Linked DNA regions of Mus musculus: region 1 is linked to region 2. The links are chromatin loops, found by intact Hi-C in ENCODE. Cell type or tissue: heart. All regions are shown on one strand.

The links. Hi-C counts contacts between places; a loop is a spot of excess contacts. Peaks named below come from ENCODE experiments on the same cell type or tissue, not always from the same donor. Only the 100,000 strongest peaks of a DNase experiment are listed, where the experiment ranks them.
Region 1: a loop joins it to region 2, with 2.0 times the contacts of the local background. A loop is called at or near these places in 3 of 42 quality-filtered maps.

What each region holds. Positions count from the first base shown.
Region 1 is chr3:82,213,881-82,216,380 of GRCm38, forward strand. Gm29921 (a long non-coding RNA gene) reads right to left here. Exons shown (of 9, transcript XR_867373.2): 2 at 2,300-2,454. Among named protein-coding and RNA genes, the nearest start is that of Gm29921, 22 kb to the right of the region's middle. In heart, no CTCF peak of the experiment used is centred here; no DNase peak of the experiment used is centred here.
Region 2 is chr3:82,046,341-82,048,840 of GRCm38, forward strand. Gucy1b1 (guanylate cyclase 1, soluble, beta 1) reads right to left here. Exons shown (of 14, transcript NM_017469.4): 5 at 173-370. Among named protein-coding and RNA genes, the nearest start is that of Gucy1b1, 27 kb to the right of the region's middle. In heart, a CTCF peak has its summit at 1,162; no DNase peak of the experiment used is centred here.

The sequences.
Region 1 (2,500 bases), 170 kb after region 2:
ATGTACACCTGCACACACGTGTGAACAGACGTGACGCACTTTTTCACTCAATAGTAGCAATAATCCTATGATGCGCTGAGAAAATTAGAGCCAACTTTCTAAAACCTTGCTGTGATATACCACTTCCTTGCATTTTTAATATGTTCCATGTCAAACTGGCAGTAAACATTAAAAATGGCTTCTCAATTCCATTATTTCACACTGAAATGTTCAAACGTGAGCAGAGGAGGAGAGTGAGAATGTAGGTAAATACTCAGAAGGAATGACTGAGAGAAAAATCTGATATTGCATTGGTTGTAAAGCTATAAATTGCTCATCATTTCCTAACCTTACATGATTATGCAAAAGATCAAGACCTTTCAAAATGTGATTCCAAACATTCTCTATGTTGAATATATTTAGTTCTTTATTGGTATGCATTTATTGATTGGTTAAGCAAAGAGTATAAATGGTAAACCATGAGGTTCTTATATCAGTTGGTACCAGCATCTACAAACAGGTACACCAGGCATATGAATTATGGGAATGTGGGCATGGCTACAGGGATTGGATGTGCTTGAACTTGGCTTGCTTTCTATCTTAAACTGCTTATGGAGGACTGTTTTCTTCCTTGAGTTTTGTTTTGAATTTCTTTATTCATCTGTTATCAAAGAAGCAGAAGCATTTTCTGTCCAGCACTACATCTGATCAATCCTCTATGGAGCAGTTTATCCTTGGTCACAGCCTAACAGCAGAGGACAGAGACTACCACATAGGCCCACCTTCGTGTTTTATTAACTTTTAATTCAGTAAACATTCTTCTCTCATATGTGAGACTTAGAAAGTTCAAATATTCTTGAGAAGATAAAAATGTCTTGCAAGTACAACCAGCTGGACTCTTTCATGGCTCGAAATGTGTTTTTTATTACAAACGAGTTTGGCGTTTGGGGGCAACAATTCATAAGGATGTGAACTCTGATTACCTAATATTCCAGTAAGGACAAATTAAATAATGCAAGAAGCATAACTGGGTGCTGTGAATGCTGGAACCCACGGCAGAATACATTTCTCATAGATTTCTCAGGGTGTGTCTAAATAATGTGTATGTCTGGGATCCCTCAGTCTGAGATGTGGCTGATCAGCAGACAGACCACCCCGCCCCCTTTTTGTGGCTAGGACTTTATGAAAAGATAAGGGGAAACATTTTGTTTTCTTGCAGCAACATTTATTCACATAAAGGGACAGAAGATTCTGCCCCTGAGATTTCTGATAAATTCCTGGCTATTTCTTAAAATAAGCTAGCTTGAACCTCTTCAAGCCTCAAAGGAGAATTAAGGCTCCTGGATACATTATAGTATTTGCCTCCTTCAGCCACTGTGAAACTGTCACTGTCAGTCTGCAGCCATCTCTATGATGACATACAGATTGCATCATCCCTCTGCTTCAAACCCTGCAAGTCCCCCTTTTGATTTGTTTGCTTGCTTGCTACCTTTTGAAAGATTTACTTATTTTATTGTATGCAGATGAACTTTCATCTGCATGCAGGTATGAGTGCCACCTATGTGCTTAGTGCCCACAGAGACCAGAAGAGGGCATCATATCTTCTAGCATTAGACTTACAGTTGCTTGGAATCACTATGTCAGTAATGGGGAGCAAGCCAGGTCCTCTGCGGAACAGCAAGTGATCTTAACTGGGCCATCTTTGTCAAGTCACACTCATATCTTTCAAAATATAATCATATCATCAGTGTCTCCCTCCAGTCCATCAGTGCTATAGCATCTGTTACCCGATAATATACGTGTGGGGCCTTGCTAGCCTTTCCTGCACTGGGGTGATCTTCAAGGTATTTGCTTCCCTCATTTCTTCCAATGCACTTAGATTCGTCCCCCACATCCTGAGTAGTCTACCATGACTGTCCTCTCTCCTCTCCAATATAAGAAGCAACTGTCCACCCCATTCTACTCTCATATCCTCTGACTTTTCTTGCCTTTCTCCTATTCATAACTTGTGCACCTTTATGTAACACAGTGTTTAATTTACACATACATCATACTGACTTTATGTGCATCTGCATTGAACTAGTATAAAAGCATGAGACACAAACATTATTCATTGAGGTGTCCTGTGCACATGGGACACAGGATAATTCAAGTAATAGTCAAATAAATAATTGTCCAATATCGAAGACGTAAAACAAAGACATTGAAATTAATTTTCAGATCATTTAGTTTGGTGTTTCCAAAAATTATTTTTAGAAATTAAGACCTCAAGTATCTCGAGGAAATGAATACACTGGGAAAGAAAGGACAAATTACTCACAAGGCTTTGAATGTATTCTCGCTGCTATTCAGAGGAGTAGTCACGAAATGGGTTCTTCTGTGAACTTTTCTTTGTAATCAAAGCCTGCCTGGAACACAGCTGTAGCTCTTTGCATGCTCTACCAACCATTTGTGCTTCCATTTATCTTGGAAATCCTGTCACAAACAAAACAAGGTGTTTACCTCACCTTTCAGGTGCTTG
Region 2 (2,500 bases):
TGCAAGGGGGAAATCGCCCAGTATAATGCATTTCAAGGCCAAAAAGAGAAGACTTCTGGGGTTTTCGCCATTTTGGCTCACAGATACCGCTAATGTAGCCCACAAGCAGCAATCAGTGAGGTATCATTTCAAATGTTCCAATATTCGGAACATCTTAGCGGGTGAACACTACCTTCATGTCTATCTCAGTGCCGTGTATCTGTTGAGCAACAGTCTTGATAATCCCGATCACGATGTCCTGAAGCCCCTCTCTTTCCGAGTAGTAGTGCAGGATGAGCCCTTTGCCTTTCTCCGCATCGGTGCACCTGAAGGAAGGCGCGCGCATCCCTGGGTAAATGGTGGCGAGGTGGTCATGCAGGGCATCGAGGTTCTGTAGTGAAAACGGAAGCATAGTGACTAGGAATGTCTATGAGGTCATAGGCATGCAAACAGCAGAGAGAAGGTTCACATCTGGGTTTGCTGGGCAGATCACTAGTGTAAACGTTTACCTAGGGGGATCCTTCATGGCGCCCCTGAGATGGCTCTGAGGTAAGTACCACAGAGAGAATGAAAAGAGAGCAGAATAGTTGGGACGAATCTATGTGATTGTTAACGGCAAGTCTCAAGAGCATACTTAAGATGAAAAGCAGGCATCTAAGATTGTTGTTGTTGCACACTGTAGTATTCAGGAGAGAACATTGTGTAAATCAACCACATTCTTTTCTGCTCGCACTATAATACCCATCTGAATGGGTATTAGGCTTAGAAAATTAAACTTCCTAATTTTTGTAAGCTTGTCACTTAGAACATGCTTTCTCAGCACCTATTAGCTCCTAAAATTCAAAAGTGATTTATATTCAGATTGACCTAAGAAATAAGAAAGCTACACTTTTAATTCAATCCAGCATTTAGTTGATAATGTGTCCCATGCAGGAATGAAGAGATCCAGGAAATAGAGCCAGGCACAGAGAGTCCTGAAGGCTTACTCTGTTTCAATGAACTGAATAAATCCAGTGTCAGTCTGGGTGCTTCAGTCTATAATGACTTCTGTTTTCTTCCCTCTAATATCTCTATAAAAATCAAGTCAAGCTAGCGTTTGTTTTGTTTTGTTTTGTTTTGTTTTGTTTTGTTTTGTTTTGTTTTGTTTTATTTTGTTTTAAAACATGGCTTCTTCTGACTGCCTCTAGGGGCCGCTGCTGTAGCGTGAAACTTAAGAGGCAGTCTAGCATGCTCCATGCCATTCCTGGAACCCACCTGTCCCAGAATTTCATATTTCTTTCTATTGAGTTGAACCATACAACGGATTCTTTCTTTAACAAATTGTTTTTGTGGAAATCTTTCCCCGTGAAGAGAAGACCCGAAAGCTCCGCTGCAGGACCTTAGGACCCCTGCCGAACTTTTGATGTAACAATCTTGAAAGAGAAAAACCTCTTGAGAAGAAAATGTATTGCTAAGAGTTTTACTTTTATCTCCATTTTCCACAAAGTCAGAGCTGAGTTTGTGGCTGCATTAAAACCTCATTTCTTCCATATTACAGTCCAAGTACTGCGTTATACTCCTTGTATGAAAGAAAGCTATCTTAAATAGGTGGTTTAATACTTTTTCATTTTTCTAAACAAAATATTTAAATATTCCCTAGTCAATAGACCCACGCCATTTGCTTGCTATCAATTTTCATTTTGGTTCATTTTGTGCCCTCTGTACATTCCTACAAGCAGTCAAGACAATCCCTTGGCAGTGACAAAGGTACCATTTCTACCAGTGGCCACCCTGATGGTAAGGCAGTTCTGACACTGGACTTGGTCACCCAGGACAGGTGAAACATCAAAGGTAGCACCCTTCCTGCAAGGCCAGCCATCTGAATTTGTGCACAGGTGTGGGCACGATTAAGGTCTGAATAGTGGAAGTACAGCCTTGCTAAGATGCATTCCTGCAGGCAAGAGGGTCACTACAAAGGCTGAGCATGGTATGGTGTTCAAGCCTTTTTGTGGTAACCGAGTCTCCAGGGATTTGCTGTTGTATTGAATTTGCTACTAATTAAATGCACAAGCTGAGTGCTTTGTTGGAGCATGAGAGATTTACCACTTAATGTAATATTGATTTTCTTTAGATAGTATCCCACACAAAACTCACTCTCGGGATTTCTTCAGTTACCGCTTTCCTCACTCAGTTCTACTCTATCAAGTTTCAAGCGATTACCACGACCCGTCTCTTCTAAGAAATGGGATTGTGATTAAATTTAAATTATTTTCACCACACTTGTATTGCTAATAAATGCGCAGTCTTCACATTTAAACTACTCTAGTTACAATATCCTCTGGAAATCGCAAACAGGGACCCTTAGCATGGCCAAGAGAAAAGCTATTCACATTTGATAGCGCTAACTAAACACATTTGACTGTTCACTAACATAGCTATATTGATACATTCTGGGCAATAAACCTTTCATCACAAAACTAGAATTGTTTTATTTCTAAATATACCCATGGAGGTAAGTACAGGAAGAGAGCAGCTGCAGGGC